Linked DNA regions of Homo sapiens: all the other regions are linked to region 1. Evidence: chromatin contacts called from ENCODE Hi-C or POLR2A ChIA-PET data. All regions are on one chromosome and are shown on one strand. The core of a region is the stretch at or near the end of the contact, and the rest is flanking DNA. Distances in the headings are between cores, read along the strand shown.

Evidence for each region. A loop is a pair of places that touch in the nucleus more often than their neighbours do. ChIA-PET counts read pairs that join two places held with the same protein, here RNA polymerase II (POLR2A). Pooled maps may share reads with other maps.
Region 2: a loop to region 1 is called in a map of naive thymus-derived CD4-positive, alpha-beta T cell, with 2.9 times the contacts of the local background. The contact joins the promoter of REXO4 here to the enhancer-like site in region 1. A Hi-C loop is called at or near these places in 4 of 168 maps with a recorded cell type or tissue (chondrocyte, naive thymus-derived CD4-positive, alpha-beta T cell, ovary and 1 more) and 6 of 50 pooled maps. POLR2A ChIA-PET finds 5 or more read pairs at or near these places in 3 of 52 experiments (MCF 10A, activated CD8-positive, alpha-beta T cell and activated naive CD4-positive, alpha-beta T cell).
Region 3: a pooled map shows a loop between it and region 1 (2.5-fold over the local background). The contact joins the promoter of SURF4 here to the enhancer-like site in region 1. A Hi-C loop is called at or near these places in 5 of 50 pooled maps. POLR2A ChIA-PET finds 5 or more read pairs at or near these places in 2 of 52 experiments (A673 and activated CD8-positive, alpha-beta T cell).

What each region holds. Positions count from the first base shown.
Region 1 is chr9:133,700,823-133,703,522 of GRCh38, reverse strand. SARDH (sarcosine dehydrogenase) reads left to right here. Exons shown (of 21, transcript NM_001134707.2): 13 at 494-607. Among named protein-coding and RNA genes, the nearest start is that of SARDH, 36 kb to the left of the region's middle. Within about 2 kb of position 1,427, at least 13 of the 41 ENCODE cell types and tissues checked have a DNase peak (open chromatin) inside an H3K27ac peak, as active enhancers do; they include A673 and ovary, where a contact is called at or near this core.
Region 2 is chr9:133,416,758-133,419,457 of GRCh38, reverse strand. It overlaps REXO4 (REX4 homolog, 3'-5' exonuclease), which reads left to right and starts at 1,448. Exons shown (of 8, transcript NM_020385.4): 1 at 1,448-1,838. The coding sequence starts at 1,614. It also overlaps a transcript of ADAMTS13 not described here. RefSeq lists an enhancer at 1,134-1,353 and a silencer at 1,464-1,703.
Region 3 is chr9:133,374,810-133,377,509 of GRCh38, reverse strand. SURF4 (surfeit 4) reads left to right here and starts at 1,450. Exons shown (of 6, transcript NM_033161.4): 1 at 1,450-1,588. The coding sequence starts at 1,541. It overlaps STKLD1 (serine/threonine kinase like domain containing 1), which reads right to left and starts at 1,144. Exons shown (of 18, transcript NM_153710.5): 1 at 950-1,144. The coding sequence starts at 1,036. RefSeq lists silencers at 906-1,405, 1,496-1,735, 1,746-2,025.

The DNA.
Region 1 (2,700 bases), core at 178-2,677:
TGCCACTGCCAGGTCCAGGACTTGTCTGTGCCCTTGGGCGAGATATAACTTCTCTGCGCCTCACTTTCCTCATCTGTAGAAAGGGGCACACCTGGTAGGAGTGTAAGACGCTTCCCGCAGGGGCTGGCCCAGAGCAGGAGCTGGGCCTGGGATTGCCGTGGCTCCAGGGAGCAGCCCTGGCTGAGGTCCTGGGTAACCACCTCTCCCTGTCGTTCCCCACCTTGGGTGCATCCAGCTCCTCCTCCAGCCTCCTGGGCCCTGGCTGGGCTCTCAGACCCACCAGGCAACCCTGCGGCCTCCTTTGTGCCTCTGTTTTGCCTGGACCTCATGGGGGCCCCCTGCCCGCGTCCACAACACACGGGCACTCAGTGCAGGGCTCTCCGAGGGCAGGGCCAGGCCTGACCCCATCACAGCCTCAGCGGGACCCCGCTCTGGGGAGGGAAGCGGGGAGGGGCCAAAGAGGCAGGCTGAGGACCACGTCTTTTCTTCCCAGGTCCTCGAGTACGACTACTACGGGGCTTACGGGAGCCGCGCGCACGAGGACTACGCCTACCGCAGGCTGCTGGCAGACGAGTACACCTTCGCCTTCCCGCCCCACCACGACACGGTGCGTAGCTGGGGTCCACCGTGGGGGTCCGTCCTTCTGCCTGTCCCTCAGATAAGCCATTGCGCCGGCCCTCGGCTGGCCCTGCAGGGGCTCCCCTCCCCCAGGAGTCTCTTCGGGCTCTGCATTCACGCTTTTTTCGGCTGACTCCATTTTGAGGAGGAATCATGCGTTTTCCTCTCCCCCTCCTCCCTCTGTGCCGAGATTTTGCCAGCAGCCAGGCCTGAGCGGAAGTGGTGCTGCTGGGGATGGGGTGAGGTGGGGGCGGAGGCAACGGGCTGGGGCCCGGTGGGGCTGCACCGCTCTGAGCCTCCGCCTCCCGCTCTCCGGAGCTGCGCCGAGGCTGGCATGAGACGTGGTGGGGGAAGGGGGTCCTCCCTCCTGGAAGCCAGCGCAGAGTAGATCCAGGACAAGGGGGCCGCAGGCTCCTGGGCATCAGGCCCCGTATGGGCCCCTCCAAGGGACAAGCAGAGGGAACCAGAGCCGGGAGGGCCGTGGCCTGGAGCCTGCTTGCTGTTCCTCTGGCTCCAAAGTGGGCAGGCGAGGCTGCTCACACGGGGCAGCTGGCAGCCCGTCGCCCCTGCCTGGGGACCTGGCTCCCACGTGCAGGGGGTGGAGGTGAGGAGTCTTGGGGGTCTTCTCCCCCGCAGCAGCCTGCACCACACAGGGGCGTTCTCCCCCGCAGCTGTCCGGGAAGGAGCGAGGCCAGCGTCTGCCCTGGCCTGCCCAGTCGTGTTGTAAAGTGCTCACAGGTGGAGCACAGCTGTTGTCCCCGTGCCACCCCAGGGAGACGCGTGACACCTCACTGCGAATCTGACATAGGAGCAGAGCCAAGGCCTGAGCCCAGAGTCTCAGAGCCCAGGGACAGCTTAGGAGGCATCCACGAGGGGGTTCCTTCCTGGGGCCTCTAGGCCAGTCGCAAGTCCGGCTTGGGTAGGGTCTGACCCTGCGGTCGTCCGTTGCCTTGAAGGGCCCCGCTTGGGTTCATGCTGTGCTGTCAGTGCCTTGAGACTCTTCATGGTCTTTGAGCAAGGTCCCCACTGGGTCCCGCACTGGGTTCTGTAGCCAGTTCTGAAGGGAATAAACCGTTCATTTCCACCATCTCCCCGAAAGCTTGCTCTAGTGGTGGAACATCTGTTCAAGGCGTCGGAAGAGGGGGCTCCTGCAGGAAGGAGGAGGCGTGTGTGTCATGAAGCGCCGCAGCAGCAGGGCCGGCTCAGTGCCCGAGTCCCTTGTCGCTGCCTCCCAGGGAGTGCTCGGGGCTCCGTCTGGCACCTCCGCACCCACAGCTTCTAAAGCCTGTGGGACTCTGGCCCTCGAGGATGTGGGAGCTCGGGGGAGATGCCAACTTGGCTTTGTGGCTTCATCCGGCCTCCGCAAACGCGCCTGAAGCCGTCCTAAAGCACGAAACACGTGCTTGTTCTTGGCGCTGGCAGCTTCCCCGGCCTGCTAGAGGAGCCCAGCGCGGGAGGCTGCTGAGGGTTTTGGTTGGCAGCCCCGGTGGCATCAGCAAAGGTACAGCAGAAACCGACAAAGGGGAGCCCTGTCCTGAAGGACAGTGATGCCTGGTGGGGCTGGAGAAGCCATGGAGAGCTCAGGAGGCAGATGGTCCCTGTGGTGTGCTGGTAACAGCTTAACAACCAGCTCTCTGGGGCAGAGGGGAGGAAGCTGGCTCTGTAGCACCGGCCAATTTCCCTGATGTAAATGCTTTCTCCATGGCTGATTTCAATCCAGTCCGCCAATGAGGCATCACTGAATGTGGAGCTGGGCAGGGATCTGCCTGACCAGCTGTCAGGGTCAGTGCACCCCTGCACAGCCTGGCTGGACCATAACTCTGCCACTGCCTGGCTGTGCCACCATCCCTGGCCTCCCTGAGTATGTGAGGGGTAATATGAGTTCCCTTGTGGAAACTCAAAGGGAGTTTGGGAGGAGATGAAACAGCTTCCCGACACACGGCAGCTGTTCAGGAAGCTGTGGTTGTTGCTGTCATGATTATTTTTTTCCTGTAACAACAATGAGGTGGGCACCTCTGCTCAGCAGTGGGGGGCATGTTGAGCCCTGAAGGGGAAGACCAAGTAGAACATACAGTGAAGAAT
Region 2 (2,700 bases), core at 199-2,698, 280 kb after region 1:
TCATGTTTCAACACTAATTATGTGCTGACGATTTCCAAATTACATCTCCAGCACTGACCCTTCCCTAAGCTTAGGAATCTTATATCCTGCTGCTGATTAGACGTCTCTCCTTGGTGACTGACGGCCCGTTCAAACTCAGCAAGTGTGAAAAGGAGCTCATGGCTCCACCCCCATACTTCACCCTGCTCCCCGCAGACATTTATTGAGATGATAAATGGCCACACCCAATTGCTCAGACCAAAATCCTAGGAGCCTCACTTCCCTGTTACTCCATCAACCTCTGCCTGTTACACACGCACATCAAATCTACCCACTCCCGGCCGGGCACGGTGGCTCACACCTGTAATCCCAGCGCTTTGGGAGGCCGAGGCGGATGGATCACTGGAGGTCAGGAGTTCAAGACAGCCTGGCCAACGTGGCGAAACCCCAGGTCTACTAAAAATACAAAAATTGGCAGAGAGTGGTGGCGTGCACCTATAGTCCCAGCTACTCAGGAGGCTGAGGCAGGAGAATCGCTTGAACCCAGGCGGCAGAAGTAAGGGAGGAGACCACCCCTCATATTGTCTTATGCCCAATTTCTGCTTCCAAATAAAGAAGTAAAAACTAAAAGGCAGAAATAAAATCCACAGGCAGACAGCCCGGCGCCGCGCCCTGGGCCTGGTTAAAGATCAATCCTTGACCTAACCGGTTATGTTATCTATAGATTTCAGACATTGTATGGAAAAGCATTGTGAAAATCCCTGTCCTGTTCTGTTGCGTTCTGATTACCGGTGCATGCAGCCCCCAGTCACGTACCCCCTGCTTGCTCAATCGATCACGACCCTCTCACACAGACCCCCTTAGGGTTGTAAGCCCTTAAAAGGGACAGGAATTGCTCACTCAGAGAGCTCGGTTTTTGGAGACGTGAGTCTGCCGATGCTCCCCACTAAATAAAGCCCTTTCCTTCTACAATTCGGTGTCTGAGGGGTTCTTGTCTGCGGCTCGTCCTGCTACAGAGTGAACTGGCAGGAACTCCTCCCGGTGCCTGGGCCTCAGTTTCCCCACTGTACGTGGAAGATGAGCCGCTGTGAGGCTGAGCAAGGAGCAGCCCAAGGCGGGAAAGGCTCGAGAGTCCAGGACGCAGGCGAGCGACCTAGCCCGGCTCTCACTAGCCCCACCGCCCAGTGCCCCCAGCTCAGCTGCCCTACCAGGTGCTACACACACAGCGGCCCCCCAGTTCCCTTCCGGCGTTCGCATCTCTCATCCCCATCCCGGATCTTGGGGAGGTCCTCGGCTTGCCCCAGTCAAACTCGAGGTCGATGACCCCGGATGCCGCTGGCTAAGGCGGCGGCCCAAGTCCCGTGCGGGTGAACCGCCCAGGCTGCGCGGAACCAGAGGCAGGGATCCGGTTTCCAGCCGGTTGTGGAGAGACGAGCGCTTCCGGGGACTGGAGCGTGCGTGCTGAGGTATGCGCAACGCGTGCGGGGTCTCTTCCGGAGTCTTTTCCTGGACGGGGTCCCTGCGGTGGGTGTGTTTCGGCCTGGCCTGGGCAGGCGCTTGTGCTGCCAGGGCGCCGGGCCCGGGGAGGCCGGGGTCTCGGGTGGCCGCCGGCCCAGGCGCTGGACGGCAGCAGGATGGGGAAGGCGAAGGTCCCCGCCTCCAAGCGCGCCCCGAGCAGCCCCGTGGCTAAGCCGGGTCCTGTCAAGACGCTCACTCGGAAGAAAAACAAGAAGAAAAAAAGGTTTTGGAAAAGCAAGGCGCGGGAAGTAAGCAAGAAGCCAGCAAGCGGCCCCGGTGCTGTGGTGCGACCTCCAAAGGCACCAGAAGACTTTTCTCAAAACTGGAAGGCGCTGCAAGAGGTGAGGCTTGAGGGGGCCCGGGCGGAGCGCTGCGCAGCTCATTCCCGCAGAACGCGACGGAGGGAAAGACTTGGGTAGCCCCAAAAGACCTGTAAAGGCAGATTTGAATCGAAATCTTGTAAACAGCTTTTCACAAGAAAGGTGGCCTGTTGAGGGAGGTCTCGAACTTGTTTGCTTGAAAGAAATTGATGAAAGAATTATTTCAAGTACAAAAAAGCAAAGATAAACCCTTGTACCTTTTGCATAATGAACTAACTAGAATGGATTTTACAAAGAGAAATTTAGCTTAAAATCCCGAAACCAGGCCGGGCGCGGGGCCTCACGCCTGTGATCCCAGCACTTTGGGAGGCCGAGGCGGGCAGATCCCCTGAGGTCAAGAGTTCAAGACCAGCCCGGCCAACATGGTGAAACCCCGTGTCTACTAAAAAAGTACAAAAAATATTAGCCGGGCGTGATGGCGCGCGCCGGTAGTCGCAGCTACTCGGGGAGCCTGAGGCAGAAGAATCGCTTGAACCCGGGAGGCAGAGGCAGTAGTAAGCCGAAATCGCGCCACTGCACTCCAGCCTGGGCGACAGAGCGAGACTCCATCTCAAACAACAACAACGAAAGAACACACTGGTCTGTGTAGCAAGACAGGGAGAAAGAAGATTCCTGTGTAGAAGTGAAAAGCAGATAGCAGACATGTGATGGGGTTCTAGCGACACTTACGGTCTTGAAGTAAATACTAATTGAGCTCCTAAAAATGTGCACTCTGCCATGTGCTCTATGCCATGCGTGTTGCAATCCCCACAATAAGACTGTGAGGTGGACACTTCCATCATCGCTATTGTACAGATGAGGAAATAGGCTGGAAAAGTTTAAA
Region 3 (2,700 bases), core at 201-2,700, 330 kb after region 1:
GTATTTTTAGTAGAGACAGTTTCTCCATGTTGGTCAGGCTGGTCTTGAACTCCCGATCTCAGGTGATCCGCCCGCCTTGGCCTCCCAAAGTGTTGGGGATTACAGGCGTGAGCCACCGAGCCCGGCCAGGGACTGCTGTTCTAAGCCACAGCGGGCTGAGGGCAGAGCTGGTGTGAGAGCGTTCAAGCTTAGGCAGCAAATTAAACAGTAAAATGGAGCCGTATCTCGAATCAAGTCTATTTTTTTTTCCAAAAGCAGGTATATTCCTGAAACGTCTATTTTTTTTTAATCTGAAAAACAACTTTACTTTAAAAATTATCTGGCCACCAGAAGCTCATCTGCTTCACCTCTGGCAACGCCCTATAGTCCTCTCACACAAAGACAATTCTTCCAAAGTGACAAAAATCTAACCCGCAAACTGTTTCCAAGCGAATGCATTTTTCACAAATGCTGAATCTAACATTTAATAAAGTGTATATATCATGTATAGAAGCATTTAATTAAACATTTACTTTTATTTTGCAGCTTTCCTTTTGTGTTTTGTGAATTTTTTAGGTCTCAAACATTTTCACAGACCCACGCTGCAGGGGTGTTTTTAGGGGACTGGGGGCTCCCAATTATGTACTCGGGATGTTCCCGGGGGTCCTGCCTCGGTGGACCCAAGCGCACAGACCCCAGGCACGAAGGATAGAGGAGCTGCCCCACGCCCTCAAATACTCAGCCAGGGCTGGAGAATCCTTAGTCAATTCACAAAGGGGGAAACTGAGTGGCAAAGGGCACCCAGGAGGTCACCGTTGGAGGCCCCCCGGGTTCAACCTAGGAGCTGCAGGCCGACACTGGCCAGGGCGCGGGCCCCTCGCCGCCCTCGGTCGGAACCGCCGGCCGTAGCTCCAGGGTTGCGACCGTTACCCCACGGAGCTCCCGCCTCCCCGCAGGGAACACTCGGCACCTGGTACTTCTCCATGGGCTCTCCGGGGGACCCTGGGCCTCGCTCCCCCTGCGTGGGGCGCCTGCGATTGGACCCTGGCCCAAGCATGATCAGTAGCGACCGCGTACGGGCGAGCGTCCACCCCTGGCCCCACCCCGCGTGGGTCAGTGGGACCCGCGGGATCCTCCCCGCCCGAACGGCGCCCTCGAGGCACTCAGGCGTCCCTCCCGCGCGCTGGCCCCAGACCCCCAGGTCCCCGCCCCCTTAAAAGGGACGCGTTCCGCCGGGCCGGGAGGGACCGCAGGGCCTGCGCGCGGCGGGCGGGGCCTCCAGCGTGAGAGGCGTGGCGTCGAGCGCGGCGGGCGTGGCTTCGAGCGGATGGGTCGGGAGGCTGGGGATGGCGCGTGGCCCCTTTAAGACGCACCGGGGCGGGCCCGGGCGGCGCGCGGCCCCTTTAAGGCTTGGCCTACGTGGCAGCCGCTGGAGCCGCAGCCGACGCGGAGCGAGGCCGGCCGCCGGGCACTTCCTGTGGAGGCCGCAGCGGGTGCGGGCGCCGACGGGCGAGAGCCAGCGAGCGAGCGAGCGAGCCGAGCCGAGCCTCCCGCCGTCGCCATGGGCCAGAACGACCTGATGGGCACGGCCGAGGACTTCGCCGACCAGGTGCGGCCTGCGGGCTCCTCCCCCGGCCCCGGTCCCGACCCAGGCCGCCCGGGCCGCTCCGGAGTCGGCCTCCCAGCGCAGGGCGCCAGGCCCGGGCCGCCCCCTGACTCCTTGTTCCCACAGGGGGACCCCCCCGCCCGGGCCCTCTGTCCCGGCTGGACAGCCCCAAACCCGGCCTCCGGGCCCAGTCTCCCCTGCCCGCTGGGCCGCTCCCGGAGCCCGGGCCTCGGCGCCCTGCCTGGCTAGCCGCCCCCACCCTCCAGCCAGCCCGGGGCGCGGGCTGTGGGGGTTTCTTCCCGGGCCGGCGGCGCGAGTCCTGGCGTTGGGTCGGGTCTGAGGCTCGCGGGGAGCGCCTCGGCGTTTGGAGCTGCTGGGGGGTCCCCGCACGTTTTTCCTCTCACTGGGGCTCCCGGAGGCGGGCTGGGAGCTCGGGGACGAACGGGGGCCGGGGGTCCTCCCAGAGGAAAGGGGGCGCGCTGGCGTGCGCCCCAGCTACAGGAAGCCACAGCACCTTTTCCTTTTCTCTTTCCCAGATGTGCTGGACTCTTGGGGTCCCTTTGACCCTGTCTGCGTCTCCCTCCCCGTTTGGACTCTGCCCTGGGCTGGATTGAGTGGGGACCTGTACACAGCCTGGGAGGAGGGGAAGCCTATCTCCCTGATAGTCTCCTTCCAGAAGTGTCCAGGTGGCATTCTGAGCAACAGGGAAGCCTTTGAAACAGGCGGTTGGGTAACTGTTGAGAGCATTCGGGAACTGGGTGGACAGGATCCGATCCTACAAAGTGAAGGGACACAACTCCCTTCCCTCTTTCTTGATTAAGCTTGACAGAACAAAAAAACAAAAACAAAAGGTGGTGGTGGTTACGCAGATTTATGCCTTTTACTTCTAAAAGAATCCCGTTATGTCGACAAATTAACAGCCTTATCCCCGCAGGGAGAGCCTTGTGTGGCCCACTTGCCGTTTTTTCCTCGGTTTACTTAATGTGTTCGTGTGGCTTTGCTAGAGTTTTAAGTAGTGATGGTTAAATTTTTAAATTTTTCTGGAGGTGGTAGTGAGTCATCAAACTCTGAGGCCTAGACTTATCGGAAGGCTTGTATATGTGTGGTTTAAAAAA